Linked DNA regions of Homo sapiens: region 2 is linked to region 1. A link is an interaction called in ENCODE POLR2A ChIA-PET data of the cell type or tissue named here. Cell type or tissue: PC-9. All regions are shown on one strand. Each heading gives the region's core, and the rest is flanking DNA. Links, peaks and the distances in the headings are about the cores only.

Region 1 (8,888 bases), core at 1,464-6,463:
ACTTGAGGGGGAGAGAGTCTCCCAGACCTTTTATTTTTCCTGAAACGAGTCTCACTCTGTCGCCCAGGCTGGATTGCAATCATGTGATCTCGGCTCAGCTGCAACCTCTGCCTCCAGGATTCAAGCCATCCTCCCACCTCAGCTTCTCAAGTAGCTGGGATGACAGGTGCATGCCACTATGCCCAGCTGATTTTTGTATTTTTAGGAGAGATGGGGTTTTACCATATTGGCCAGGCTGGTCTTGAACACCTGACCTCAAGTGACCTGCCCACCTTGGCCTCCCAAAGTGCTGGGATGCTGGGATTTAATAGGAGTGAGCCACTGCGCGTGGCCATCTCCTAGCTTTTTTGTGTGTGTGTGTGTGTGTGTGTGTGTGTGTGTGTGTGATGGAGTCTCACTCGCTGGAGTGCCGTGGCACGATCTCGGCTCACTGCAACCTCCGTCTCCAGGATTCAAGCCATTCTCTTGCCTCAGCCTCCTGAGTAGCTGGGATTACAGCTACTGTAATCCCAGTGTGTGCCACCACGCCCGGTGAATTTTTGTATTTTTAGTAGAGATGGGCTTCGCCATGTTGGCCAAGCTGGTCTGGAGCTCCTGGCCTCAGGTGATCTGCTGCCTTGGCCTCCCAAAGTGCTGGGATTATAGGCAGGAGCCACCATATCCGGCCAATTTTTAATTTTTGTGGGTATATAGTAGGTGTATATACTTTATGGGGTACATAAGCTATTTTGATACAGGCACACAATGTGTAATAATCACATCAGGGTAAATGGGGTATCCATCACCTCAAGCATTTATCTTTTGTGTTACAAACAATCCAATTATATTCATTTAAAAATGTACAATAAATGTTTGACTGTAGTCACCCTGTTCTGCAATCAAATGCTAGATCTTTTTTCTTTTTTGAGACAAGGTCTCATCTGTTGTCCAGGCTGGACTACAGTGGCCTGATCTTGGTGTACTGCAGCCTTGGGCTTCCAGGCTGAAGTGATTTTCCCACCTCAGCCTCCTGAGTAGCTGAGACTACAAGTGCACACCACCTCAGCTGGCTAATTTTGGTGTTTTTTGTAGAGACGGGGGTTTTGCCATGTTGCCTAGGCTGGTGTTGAACTCCTGGGCTCAAGTGATCGGCCTGCTTCAGTCTCCTGAAGTGCTAGGATTACAGGCTCAAATACTTATTCTATCTAACTATATTTTGTACCCATTAACCATCCCTACCGCACACCCGTCACCCCCCCACTACCCTTCCCAGCCTCTGGTAACCATCATTTTACTCTGTATCTCCATGAGTTCAATTGTTTTTATTTTTAGCTCCCACAAATAAGTGAGAACATGTGAAGTTTGTCTTTCTGTGCCTGGCTTAATTCACTTAACATAATGACCTCCAGTTTCATCCATGTGGTTGCAAATAACAGGATCTCATTCTTTTTTATGGCTGAATACTACTCCGTTGTGTACATGTATCACATTTTCTTTATCCATTCATCTGTTGATGAACACTTAGGTTGCTTCTAAATCTTGGTTATTGTGAATAGTGCTGCAATAAACATGGGAGTGCAGTTATCTCTTTGATAAACCAATTTCCTTTCTTTTGGGTATATACTTAGCAGTGGGATTGCTGGATCATATGGTAGTTCTAGTTTTAGTTTTTTGAGGCACCTCCACACTGTTCTCCATAGTGGTTGTACTAATTGACATTCTCACCAACAGTGTACAAGGGTTCCCTTTTCTCCACATCCTTGCCAGCATTTGTTATCCAACTTTTTAAAAATTATTATTCAGTAGTACTCTTGAAATTTTAAAAATTTGTATCCTAATATGTGCACATTTTTATTAACCATATATAGTTCTACATCCTAATGTACATGAATTTCATGATAATGTAAATTTGAACATAATACAACTACTAATTGATTCCTGCATTCCTGTCAGCCCTCTTTTTATCATTTGGGGAGTAGGAGTTTGGAGGAGAGGGTGAGGCAGGAAGCAGAGTGGTTGGTGTGGATAGGTCCCAGTGTCCCTGGTATTTCCTAAGCCCAGTGTCACAGATCAAGTTGCCAAAGGGGCATCAGTCAGTGTTCTGGAATTCCAGTCAGCCATGTGTATAGAATTGTCCCCATTCATGATTAAACTAGAGTGGAAAATGACCACCAGGTGGTACTACAACCCAGTTGAGACTAAGATAGACTTGGTTCTCAGCCAGATGCCCAAACTCCTGGTTGGTTAGCTATGCAAGTTCCAACATAATGCAACAGTTTTACAAGTTCCTTTCTACATCCGAATGAACTTCAGTGGACACCTCTTGGTACACACACATTCAATAATATGCATTTTTAACAAGCTTCTAGATGATGCTGATGTTGTTTGGAGTTGTTCTACACAGCAGTCAGAGCAACCTTCTTAAAACCCAAAGACCACGACATTTCTCTTCTTTAATAGCTTGGCTATGTATGGAATATTGTCAGACATAGATAAAGGGTAAAAGGGGGCACATGTCTGTTAGTTTTCTTTGGGTAAAGCCTCAAATAATAGACAACATAACCACAAGCCAATATTCTGAAATTTAATAGTGCAGAATAGCCAAACTGCACCAATACACTTGTCCCATTTAGTGGAAACACTGCAAAAACCCATTACAAAAAAAAAGCCATCATAAAGTAACAAAATATTTAAGAAACTTAAAAGTAAGCCATTTGGCTTCCTATCCCTGTGGCAGTTTCACATCTACTAAGACTGTATTATAGAACTAACTAACACTCCACTGTATTTGGAGACAATTCAGAAATAAGGACATGGACTAATTCTTTATGTCTCCAAGAGATTTCTATTTCAGTAATGAATTATTGTCATTTTCATTGCTAGGTCCTGAGTATGACCCTAAGATTATGTAAAATATATCGGAATAGTATGATTATTTGTATTTGCGATTACTATTTTTACTTTTCTGAAAATACTTTCACCTGCTATTATCCTCCAAGTAGCTCTGTAAATAAAATGCAGAGAGGTTTCAGAGTTCTCAAAATTGAGCATGCATCAGAATCACCTGGAGAAATTCTGATTCAATCGGTCTGAAAGGAAACTCAGTAATTCGCATTTTTAACAAGCTGCTAGATGCTACTGCTGCTGGTCCACTGCCCACACTTTGAGTTAGCACTGTTTTAGGGTAGTGGTTCTTAACTTTGGCTACACATTGAATTTATGTGGATGAGAAGATTTTTAAAAAGTATCTGGGGACTCCCAGAGATTCTGATTTGATTAGGTTACGGCACTTACATGTATGTATATGCATTTCTCTACTTACCAGCAAGTTCAAGCATCTACTCATGTCTATTAATCATTTGGATTACCTTTTTTTAGTAAATTACCTGTTTAGAATTTTATCAGTTTTAATTTGGTTGTGTCTTTTTTATTGATTTATACAAACATTTTAACATATTATGAATTAAACCTTTTCTGATTTATATCTGAGAATATTATATCTTAGTCTGTCACTTGGCTCTTATGTAGGAATTTTAATTTTTATTATATCAAATCTACCCATCATTTCCTTTGTGTCTTCTGGATTTTAGTCTTGCTTAGAAAGGCTAACCACAAGATTTAAAATGTTCTTTTATACTTTTCCCTAACATTTTTGTACTTCAGTTTGCTAGTATTTGTTTTCCCATTTATCTACAGATCATTTTTGAAACAAGATCAGACAACTCATTTCCCAGACAGATAGTTCATATGTTGGTATTGAAGTCCCTTCTGCCACTTTCAAAATAAAGAGTTTAAGGGATCTAGATGATATACAAAATCTTTGAGAGAAACAGGCTTCATCATGAGTCTTCAAGAACTCCCCAAATTACCTGTCAAGGCAGCTGCTAACTCTGAAAGGATCAGGACGCTGCAGAATTAGGAATCTGCCCAAAGGGGTTCATGCCTTTCCTCTCTCTTCATGTAATACAAATTTGAATCAGTCTAACTTGGCTTGGTAAAACCTAAATCATTTTTGGAATCCTAGCTACAAGTGAATGTGGGAAATATTGGTTTTGGCTTTCCAGGAAGGCATCCAAGAAGACAGTTGGTCAATCCATGCATGGTATCTGTTACTATGTCACTGACTAGTCAATCATTCTCCTGTATTTTGAAATGCCCTTATTTTCATAAATACATCATAGATATATTTAATGAAAAGATATTTGAGGACAATCAGCAGCCTTTGCCACACCCCATAGCTCTTTCATAATTTGCCATCTGTTTCAGTTAATGTGGTATATGATCTTATTTTTTTCCAAATAAGTAAGGGCAAGGTATGGGGGGAGGGTGGAGAATGTAGAAAATTGCCTCAGGGCACCCTTATAGGCCCTAAAGCCATTTTTTTCTGCCACTGCTAATTGGGGTGACATCATTCTGGGATAATAGGCCAGCTTGATTTTCCAGTTATTAATCTATGTCTATTCTGAAACCCAGACCATTCATTTCATTTTTTAATTTCAGCTATCATATCATATATATAACATATATCATATATATCTCATATATATATATATATATATATTTTTTTTTTTTTTTTTTTTTTTTCTAACAGGGTCTCTGTCACCCAGGCTGGAGTGCAGTGGTGCAATTATGGCTCACTGTAGCCTCAACCTCCTGGGCTCAAGTGATCGTCCCACCTCAGCTTCCCAAGTAGCTGGCTGGGACTACAGATGTGTGTCACCATGCCTAGGTAATTTTTTTCTTTTTGAGATTGAGTCTCGCTCTGTTGCCCAAGCTGGAGTGCAATGGCGTGATCTCGGCTCACTGCAATCTCCACCTCCCGGTTCAAGTGATTCTCCTGCCTCAGCCTCCTGAGTAGCTGGGATCACAGGCACTCACCACCATGACTGGCTAATTTTTGTATTTTTAGTAGAGACAGGTTTCACCATGTTGGCCAGGCTGGTCTCAAATGCCTGACTCAAGCAATCCAGCTGCCTCAGCCTCCCAAAGTGCTGGGATTATAGGCATTAGCCACCGTGCCTGACTTCCTAGCTAATTTTTGTATTTTTGTATTTTTGTGGTGATGAGGGTTTAGCCATGTTGCCCAGGCTGGTCTCAAGCTCCTAAACTCAAGCGATCTGCCTGCCTCGGCCTCCCAAAGTGCTGGATTTATAGGAGTGAGCCACCACACCCAGCCTCAGTTATCAAAATTTTAAATTTCCAAATATATACTCAAAGTTTTTGTACATATGACATCTTCTCATGTTTCTCTGAAGATATTATACATTTCAAATGTCTTCTTCTGATTGTTCTGTAGCTTTGTTTTGTCTAATAATAATTGTAAAAATGGTGCCTCTTTCATGGTAACTTTTTTCAAATGTATGATAATGTGTTAGCTATCTGTTCAATTTTGTATTTTAGAATCTCTCTTCCTTTTGCCTATTTATTTATGGTAGCTGTTCTCTGCCAATTTTGTATAGGGAACAGCACTTATAAGACAAGGGTGTGTGGTTGCTCATCTTTAAAGTGTGGAAGACTGGTGTTCTTCCTGGTGGTCTATTGCTTTCTGGGCCACAATTTAGAACCAGTTGGAGAGAAGAAAGTGGTTGACCAGCCTAGCTACTCTAAATCTCTTATTCTAATTACTCCCCCTGACCAATGTCTCAGTACCCTCCTCCCTACTTCTTGATCTGTTAACTGTAAGTTTGTACACCCTCTCCCCAACTACTACTATTTTTGCCTTTAGCAGATTCCTCCATATGATTTGAGCCGAATTTTCCTTCCATTTGGTTTTTCTGAGATTTAATCTATCTGCATTCTGTCTTTTCTCAACATTTCTGGTTTGTCGATGGCAATTTTTTTTGTTTCTAGGATTTCACCATGTTGACCAGGCTGCTCTTGAACTCCTGAGCTTAGGTTGATCCACCCGCCTTGGCCTCCCAAAGTGCTGGGATTACAGGCATGAACTACCACACCCAGCCTTCTTTTACTTATTTTTATTTTTATTTTTTGGAGATGGAGTTTCGCTTTTGTTGCCCAGGCTGGAGTGCAATGGCACGATCTTGGCTCAATGCAACCTCCGCCTCCTGGGTTCAAGCAATTGTCCTGCCTCAGCCTCCTGAGTAGCTGGGATTACAGGCATGCGCCACCACGCCAGGCTAATTTTGTATTTTTAGTAGAGATGGGGTTTCTCCATTTTGCTCAGGTTGGCCTTGAACTCCCAACCTCAGGTGATCTGCCTGCCTCGGTCTCCCAAAGCGCTGGGATTATAGGTGTGAGCCACTGTACCCGGCCTTTACTTTTTAAAAGTATCTCCTGGCTGGGCCCTGTGGCTCATGCCTGTAATCCCAGCACTTTGGGAGGCCGAGGCAGGCGGATCGCTGGAGCTCAGGAGTTCCAGACCAGACAGGGCAACACGGTGAAACCCTGTCTGTACAAAAAATACAAAAATTAGCTGAGTGTGGTGGTGCATGCCTGTAGTTCCAGCTACTCAGGAGGCTGAGGCAGGAAGATCAATTGGGCCCCAGAGGTGGAGGCAGTGAACCATGTTCCTGCCACTGCACTCCAGCCTGGGTGACAAAGTGAGACCCTGTGTCTCAAAAATAAATAATGATTAAAATAAACAAATAAAATTATCCCCTTTATCATTTCATGAGATTTTAGGTGGTAGGTGGGTTTAGGTGTGTGTGCTTTGTTGGCTATTTTGATCTTATCTGTGTTAGATCAAAACGGTGTGTGTGTTAAATTTTGTGTGTGTGTGTGTGTGTGTGTGTGTGTGTGTGTGTATGCATGAGAGAGAGAGAAGTTTTGCCCTGTTTTTTTGGACTTATTTCTCATATTATTGTTTTCTCTTCTAAATGATTTATCATAAATTCAGAGTTGAAATGAATACTGAATCTCCCATCCAAGTACTAACCAGGTCTGACCCTGCTTGGCTTCCGAGATCACACGAGATCGAGAGTGTTCAGGGTGGTATGGCCACAGACTGAATATTGAATCTTAGTCTTTCTCACATATGTTTTTTTCTCTACTCTCTTTGTTCTGGAAAAAAAAAACCAGCCAAATGAAATAAATATGGTCACATCACACTTGCTGGTATCATTCAGAATGCACCTACTTTTCTAAAATTGATTGTAAAATTGGTGCCTATATAGTAGCTGATTTCGGGATGCTGATCAGGGCTGGGTTGCAGTGGGGTGTTGTGGTTATAAGCATGTTAGAAACCATCAGGCTCTGGGGAATGAACTAACATTAGCCACATTCACAGAGACTCGGTTATAATCCAGAATGCCAATATTTTTCCCTTAGAATACAGGGACCAGTATTGTAAATAGTAGAAAACTGGAGTTGAATCCTGGTTCTTCCATTAGCTTTTTTTTTTTTTTTTTTTTTGAGGCAAGGTCTCACTCCGTCACCCAGGCTGAAGTGCAGTGACGTGATCTCAGCTCACTGCAACCTCTGCCTCCCTGCATCAAGCAATTCTTCTGCCTCAGTCTCTCAAGTAGCTGGGACTACAGGCACATGCCACCACACCCAGCTAATTTTTGTATTTTTTGGTAGAGATGAGGTTTCACCATGTTGGCCAGGCTGTTCTTGAACTCCTGACCTCAAGTGATCCACCTGTCTCGGCCTCCCAAAGTGCTGGGATAAGCCACCGCGCCCGGCCCGCCATTCACTCTTGAGTTGGAATCCTGGTTCCGCCATTCGCTGTCTTTGTTACCTATTATTATTGAATCTGCACTTTTGTCTTCATGAATATTAAATGAAATAAACAATGTGAACTTCTTGGCACAGTAGCTAGTACATAGAAGACATGGAATAAATATTAGCAATGATAATGAAGATGATGATGGCAGTAATCACTAGAGCTCTGCTTTTTTGGTAGCCCTCTTAGTATCAATGAGCCTGGAAAAATAAATTAATAATTCAGATGGATCCTTGGAAACTGTGAAATTAGCAAAGATTGTCTTTATATAAAATATATTTTAAAAATGTAGTTGTAATTATTTAGTCTTTAGTTGTGTTATCATGGGAAAAATAACATTTTGTACTTCAGTTTTCTCATCTGTAAATTGAGGATAATTTCATAGGGTTGGCATGGATATTCAATGAGTAAATACGGTGAAGTGTTTAAAATGGTGACTACCCAGTAGCAGCTCAATTTTTTTTTTTCGGATAGGGTCTTGCTCTGTTGCCCAGGCTGGAGTCCAGTGTAGTGAACATGGCTCACTGTAGCCTCAGACTCCTGGACTCAAGAGATCCTCCCATCTCAAACTCCAGAGAAGCTGGAACCACAGGCACATGCCACCACACCTGGCTAATTTTGGTTTTGTTTTTTTTTTAGAGATGGGTTTTTTCCACGTTGTCTAGGCTGGTCTTGAACTCCTGAGCTCAAGTGCCCTTTCCACCTTGGCCTCCCAAAATGCTGGCATTACGTGTGTGTCACCATGCCCTGCTTTATCCTCGTTTTATTTTTAGTTCGTGATTTTTTATATTATTTTGAAAAACAACCCCCAGCTTAAAAGATGTTATTTTTTTCAACCAACAGTTGGAATACATGATTAGATATAATTTATGTAATAAACAAATATTTAAATGAAGACTATTCTACAAAAATTGGAACATATGGTTACTATAACTACAGTGTACATTTTTAACTAGTTTAAAAATCTTTGTATGTATTTTTTCTCATTGCTCTGCAAGCCAAAAAACAGGTCCACCAAATATACCATCTCTTTGTGAATTCTTACGACCTGATACTATTACTTCAATTGTTTTCAAACGATTGCTCTTTTAATTATCAATGATGGCCAGGTGCGGTGGCTCACACCTATAATCTCAGCACTGTGAGAGGCCGAGGAGGGTGGATCACCTGAGGTCAGGAGTTCGAGACCAGACTGGCCAACATGGAGAAACTCTGTCTCTACTAA
Region 2 (7,465 bases), core at 2,298-7,297, 370 kb after region 1:
GTGTTACACAGAAGCCCATGGACTCTATATGCTTTTGAAAAACAGAAAGGTGGAAGAAAACATTTCATAACCTGGGTTATATAAGTATTTTCTTACAAGATATGGCTTCAAAGTAACACATGAATTTTCTTTTTAATTTATCTAATATGATAAAAAAGTAATATACTAAGGGTGCTTCAGGATAAACTTATACTCTTGCCTTCTGCCTGCTGCATTTTATGAAAAGGGTAATGTTTTTTCTTATCTTGTTTATTAGTGTTATGAATATTTTACTGTTAATTTAGGAATACCCTGTTGCTGAAAGATAACTGTTGGACATGCACAGATGTGTACGATCCTAAACACTGTGCTTACAAATAATTTATTCTTATTTCATACATTTGTTTTTCAGCAAAAATGCATAGTCATATTATTTACACAGAATTTCATATTCAAGACTGTAGGGAACAAATGTCTCAGGAAACCAAAATCATAGCAAATCATACAACAGAAATGTGTCACATTTTTTTTTCAGCTACATGCACAGAACTGGCCAAAGTGATACCTATTTCTATAGATTATTTTATCACATAATGGAGAATTAAGATTAAGTAACGCTTTTCTGTTAGAATACACTATTGATTTGAAACCACATGTTAGTCCATGCCTGGAAGCTCACGTATCCTGAGAATGCCTCTCTTGCTAGCTAAATACAGTTCTTTAGGGTGTAGGTAAGGACTGGAGTAAGGGTAGCCTAAAAAGAATGAATCTGGCAAGCAATGGGAAAAATTTCTTTGTGCGCGCATCATTTTTACTCCCTTCTTTCTCCGTCATCACCCTTAAATGAACTTAAAAACAAAAACAAAAAACAGACACATGAAGGTCTCTATTTGATCACTGTTAACTCTTCCCTCTGCCTCTGACCTGAGGAAAAAATGAGTATGCCCCTTCAAGTATAATGCCCTTTACTGCAAAAGGGGACCTGCTGGTTGTACATTCTTGCAAATCCAAGAACAGTCACCGTATTTAAAACCTTTGTTTGGAAATGGGTGAACCTCATAAGGCAGATGGTTGGAGAAGGCCTAAATACACATGGAATCCTTTTAGAAATCTTTTCTCTTCAAGCTGGATATGTGGAAAGTGAAGTTTCAAGGGTAGTGAAAATGGCCTGGGAGATGGCTGAAATGAAGAGAGTTCAGAGCGACCACATGGTCTATACAAATTAAAAAAAAAAAAAAAAAAAAAAAAAAAAAAAAAAAGCAGCCACAGAATCCTCCCCCAGCCCTGAAACACAGAAAGCCTTTTTCTGGTCCATATAGTGATGGCATGGGGCTTATTCTTCTTTCTATTCTGAAGAAACAAGGGACAGAGTTCCAGGGCTGTACATTTTATTGGCTACGTTATTCACCATGCTTATAAACTCATCAAAGTGAAAGGTGCCTCACCTCTTTATTGCCTTGGTACTCAGTTGATTGGCGAGAATAATTTTGTTCATAGCCTCCAGAAAAGAAAACTAGCCTGTTTGAAAAGTAGACCTTCTGTGCTAGGTTTTGCTGGAAGAGGGAATTTAATAAAGTTTCTAACCAGAATTTTTAAAAAGACTTTTAAATTTAGCCATGAGACACACCTAAAACCTATCTCATGTGTTTTCTTCTTTTTTAAAAAATGATTTGTATCCTTCTTTAAACTATACATTATTTACATTTTTAAAGACCTACTAGGTCTTTATCATTTGAGTAAGAGCTCAAGGTGATTAAACTCACCGGATAAAGATGAGTCTTTCCAAAAAGCTCTGGTTCTCACTTATGTGCTAAGGCCTGTTTTTACAAACAAATGTCTATTAGAAACTTTACAAATATAAAATTAAAATACTTTTTTAAAAAATTTTCCCAGGAATTTTATTTTTTGCATCCAGCATATTAAAAACAGATTATGCTTTCCAACTAGAGATGGAACTAAGAAGAAATGAAATTGTGTCCCCATGCTTTATCTAGAAACAAGAGTTTATTTACACAGTGTCCTTCTTCAATATCATGGTGTACTGGGAGAAGCAGGGCCATCTTTACAGCACGGCCAAATGACCACCTGAAGACCCCCCATTCTGCCTTGAGTGCTTATTGCGTATTTTGGGTGGAGGTATAAGGCATGAGGGAAAGGTGGCCTGTCACTTTTACACATTGGAGAATAATTTTGCACATTCAAGAAATTTTCCTTGAGAAATGCCATGTTTGGAATAGCTTCCAGAGATTGATTGAGAACAAAAGCATTAAAGCAAGTGCATTACATTTAGAAGCACAATACATTGGGAAACATTCTCAAAAGCTCAAAGAGCAGGCTGTTTTTCCACTGAGCTAAATAGTAAATAAGTGTGCATACTGTTGCATATAGGTATATGTTCAGAGCTTTCAAAAGTCACATCCTGCCACAATTAACAGCTAAATGAGCATTCTTGGCCCCTGACCTATAAATAAACACTCTAATTCTGCAACTTGCTCACAGATTCTTAAGGAGCCACTCTAGAACAAAAATGCCTACAAACTGGTTAGAAATCTGCAAACCAGAAATGCAATACAGTTATCCTTTTTTAAATGACAACAACAGAAATTTATATTAGCTTTTGGAAGAGTGACTAAGAAGAACTGACATCCATTTTCACAATTAAGAAATAATTATTCACAATACCGAAGAAGCCAAATCTTCAATAAGAAAACGTGTGGCCTCTCACAAAAGAACACAGTAGTGCTCAGCTCCAACCACTGAATGCTTCCTTTTTCAGTTTGTCTAGGCTTGTTCGCTTTTTGTCAGGTGATATATGTCAGAGAATATTGACAATCCTTCAAGAAAATGATTCAAAAGGTGATGTACAATTGGCTGGTGCTATCCCGTAATGCCTTTTTGCCTCTGTCCTAATTTTATGGAAACAAAGTAAGGGCTTTAAGCCAGGAGATAAATGTACCACTCAAAATATACCTGGACACTCGTGCTCAGGTCAAACGCTACAAGATGTGGTTAAGCTGACAAACAGAATTCCTTGCCTGTCTACTCGAACACTAACACCCTGGGAGTTCACATGCTTTTCTAAGGACAAAATTTAAAACTCAGGCTGACTGCACAGTTGAACTTGCTGCCCCATTCTGACTGTTTGACTCTAATCCTCTTTGTTCTCCCCTTCCCATGCATTCTTCCTATCTTTTTTACCTCTGACACTTTTTAATGATTTCCTCCAGATTAATGTTTTCTAAGACATGTTTCATAAGTTACAACACAAAGATCCTAAAAGGCTAGAGAGCATTAGTTAATCTCAGTTAATTTTGGAGATCTAGCCATTTACCTTCTTATGTATGTGATTGGTTTGTTTGTTTGTTTTATTACACTATAAAATTCAGACACTTAAAGACATCTCAATTTAGGCACTTTGGATGATCCACTCTTCATAATAGTATGAATACTATCAATCTTCCAATAGTTATCGTTATTAGTGTTTTCATAATATTAGTGATAAGTTTTTCAATTCTGTACATATGCCGACTATCCCCTCACTTGGATTGTACATTACATTTTCAAGTTATTTTTAACAATAGGCCTAGGAGCACACAGAAAAAGAAAAAAGAAAGAAATTGATTGCTGAGGAAGTCAGCATGTGAATAGAAATAAGATTCTATGGATTGCACTTATGCTAGCAAAAAAAGAGACCCAAACTCAGGGACTTACGGCATTCTACCTACAGCCAAGGTCAGAGTTTGGTTCCTGGCCAGAGAGACTTTCTGGGGCTTCTCTCTTCCACCAGAAGACAAAAGGGTAATGGCTGTAATAATACGGATGGGTCCTTGCCCAATGTCTTACACACAGTAGGTGCTCAAAGATCATGAAAGGTATGATATGAGTGCATGAATGAACAGCTCAAAGATTGCTGACAGAGTGAAGTCAGCAGTGGTAAACTTCAACAGTTGAAGAACAAGATGGTAACAACCATTTTAAGTGGCTGATAACATTTTGTTTGAGATATTTTGATCTAATTTCAAAGACAGCCCTATCTCACTTTGCTCAATTTTAAAGTTAGTCAATTAAGGGACTGTATCTATATCTCTTTTTCCAATTAGTGTCTGTGTGCTTGGCCAGGCATCATAGCCATGCAAACTAGTAAACACAGTTGAGCAGACAATGGTCTCCGCATTCTAATGCCAGTTTGAAAACTTAATCCTGTCACCTTGGACCAACTATAAAGCTTTGAAATGGAGATAACTCCCACCATACCTGTCTCCTATTATAGCTTTGTGCAGATTAACTAATTAAAGTTATGAAGAGATTTAAAGATAAAAATTCCTGTTTATTATTGCTGTTAGTCCTCAGAGTTGGCACCAAATCAGGAAAAAATGATATAAATCACCTCTGTCCCAAAATTTTGCATTCTTAGAAATGATTCCTATGAAGTATCACTATAAATTAGGCTAAATTGTTTTTTGACTGCAAGCACTTACAAGCTGGATTTATGAATGGAAACATATGAAGGCCACTCTGTCCAGCTCTGTAGCCCCATACTTTCTCCCTGGGCTATTTATAGAAAGTGTATGGCTAGTGGAAAAGTTCACATTTATTTTTACAAGCCAGTCATGACATGACCGAGGAACTCATTTCCTCTCTCTGGGAAGGTCATCCTCTTCACCTGAGCTGCAAGAACGGCAGGGAAGAAAGGAACCCCATTAGCCAACTAAGTCAGTCTGAGTCAGCCCCAGAGACCAACCCACGGGGTGACAGGCACCGAAGTCAAACACCTTCATTTTCCAGGCATGACTCTATGGCGCCGCTCCTTGAGATGTCATCCAGATCATGACTAACAAGTAAAAATGAAACATATTACATAATATGCTTCAAAATTCTACTGCCAAAATAGGTTGTACATAGATAATGGACTGAATTCTTATTTATAATTTGTCCTACATTTCAAACAGCTGAACACAATAAAGTAAAACTGAATTTTAATGTGGCAAAATGGAAAGTGTGAAAAATATTTTAAAATATATATTGTTCTGATTGCCACATTACCTTGAAATGTGTAATAAACCTGGATAGTTCCGTGCAAATGGGGAGATTCAAAGTAAATATTCACTTCTAAAACATCAAGAAATTTAATAAATTCAGCAAATAAACTGTATAGTTTAACAAATCATCCCTGGCTTTGACTAGTGTATATGGTACCTATTTGCAAACATGAAGTGAAGCCAAACCAGTTTTCAACTAGAATGTCCTCTTGTCATTATTATATGTGGTCTACAAAATCTAAGATGGAATAGGAAAGAACAGTGGACGAAGGAAAAGGCAAAGGGAAGAGGAAAGTGAATCCTCATTCTCTCTGGGACATACTGGGTGCTGAAACCTGTGTGGCAAAAAGTGTGTCATCTCACTGTACTCATGCAGCATAATCACCTGAAAAATGATATGGGTATAATTTTATCCTTAAGTGGCCTCTCCTTAAGGTCAAAGACAAAGGACAAGAAGAGAATTCTGTCTGTGGACCTGGAAGAACAACAAAAAATTAAAATGACAAATTTGGTGTTTTAGTTATTGTTCTCAAACTCATTAATCCTTGCTAGAAGTCTTCCTCCTGAAAGTTCCTTCTGAAATTGAGGTCCCATTTTACAAAGAAACTACATAATACGCTTCACCCTGTTTCTCTAGCTTCCAAACCAATGTTCTTTGGGGCTCTAGAAAAAACAACAATGACATGCAAATAAATTTGCATGTGGAAATATCCTGATTTCCACAGTTGTCCTTGAATGCATCTATTGAATTAAGTTACAGCTGAGGAATAACATCTGTTGTAAGTACAAATTAGCCTCTGTAACCTAACAGGAATCTCCTTGCACTTCACAAAGGATGAGACACTGACACTCGTCAACAACTGTGCAAAGTGTATTTACAATCTCAGTAAGAGATTCTAAATTAAATATAGACATATATAAATTTAACTTCTATGTGCAAAGTAACACACACAAGGATACCGGTTCCTCCAGGGAATTGTGCTGAGCTTCTCTGTTTACAGAGAAGTGATTAAAAGCATAAACAAAACCAGCAATTGTTTTAGAAGTGCCAGCCTACCAGTGCTGAGGTAAGTGTTCATCTACCTCATATGCATGATCTAAGTTATATCATAAAATCAAGATGCACCTGTGGGACATGATCATCCTGCCCAAGACCTTCAACTAGGCAGTGGAGATCAAGCCCAAGATAAGCCACCACTACCTGGGCAAGCTCTCCATCACCTACAAGCCAGTGAAGTACAGCTGGCTGGGTATGAGGGCCACCCACTCCTCCTGCTGAGCCAGTAAAGGCACACATGTCTCCAAACAAAACAAAACAAAAAAAACTCCCAATCAATGACTTATTTGGCTTCTAACAAAATGACCTACCAGGAAGTGTGGTAAGTATTTAAACAAGTCATCTCAGTGGTTTGTGTTAATCTAGAGTGGCCATCTCAATTACAGGTTAGCATTTGTAAGAAATGTCTAAATAACATTGGCTAATCTGTTTGTTAGAAAGGATCTCAGGGACATGCTCATGAATGTTTCAAGGATTTAGGGTGACTGCCCATCATTTCCATAGTCTGGAACCAAATCAAACTTCAGCGTTTAACTAGGCAAGTGTAATCTTATTTAACTCAAAATTTTCAGTGACAACTCAATAATGTGCTCCTGCCTTTCATAATAAAACTGCCTTGTTTATTCTTGGATATTATGTTTTTAATTTTAAGCAAGGATGGATGGCATCAGTCTAGAACTTCTCCCATGGCTGCATTAGAAACACATCTACATTAGAGGGTTGGCTCTTTGTCCTTGTTGGGAACCCAAATGCTCTGCACGCTCCTGTAAGCTATCTCCAATCCCACCAAAAACTTGAAACCAACACCATCTTCTGCCCTCCTGGATGGACCATGAAACCTTGATTTTCAGTCAGGTAAGAAAAGCTTATTCTTACTACTCTCCCCATGTAAGAAACTGTGTTTGAGGACCAGTCATTTGGACTTTGCTTCAAAAGGCACATTTATTCCAGTGGCAATTTAAATAAGTAGAGAAGGAAAAAAAAAGATTAAAAACAAAACAAACTAACAAAAACCAGGATGGGTTTTGTGGAATACATTAAAGTAAACAAAAATCTGGGGTCTATACAAACCACTCGAGCTCCTCACCAATAGTTTAACCAGAGTCCCTAAGGTAGAATTCACAGTTGTATCATGACACACGCCTTCAGAAAACACTGTTTAAGAAAGTAATTGAGAACTCTCAAGCAGCTTCCCCTGATGTCCAGTTCAAGTGTATGCAATGCAGAAGGCTGTGAAATTCAAAACTATGTGACAAAGAAAATTCAGTGCGTACCACAGGCTTTGATAAATTATGAAAAATCAATGTATATATTACTATTTAAATAACATCTGAAAAACATTTTGAAATAATTAACTTGTGTTCACATTCCATGCATTTTCTAGCAGGTT

Evidence for each region. ChIA-PET counts read pairs that join two places held together with the same protein. Peaks named below come from ENCODE experiments on the same cell type or tissue, not always from the same donor. Only the 100,000 strongest peaks of a DNase experiment are listed, where the experiment ranks them.
Region 2: POLR2A ChIA-PET joins it to region 1 with 6 read pairs; 5 of 35 experiments call an interaction of 5 or more read pairs at or near these places.

The regions. Positions count from the first base shown.
Region 1 is chr3:142,584,848-142,593,735 of GRCh38, forward strand. It overlaps the pseudogene RNA5SP143. Among named protein-coding and RNA genes, the nearest start is that of PLS1, 7.1 kb to the right of the region's middle. In PC-9, for the core only: a CTCF peak has its summit at 2,177 (motif pointing right); a DNase peak (open chromatin) is centred at 2,094.
Region 2 is chr3:142,954,240-142,961,704 of GRCh38, forward strand. It overlaps PAQR9 (progestin and adipoQ receptor family member 9), which reads right to left. Exons shown (of 1, transcript NM_198504.4): 1 at 346-7,465. Among named protein-coding and RNA genes, the nearest start is that of PAQR9, 5.7 kb to the right of the region's middle. RefSeq lists an enhancer at 4,069-5,268. In PC-9, for the core only: no CTCF peak of the experiment used is centred there; DNase peaks (open chromatin) are centred at 4,712 and 6,422.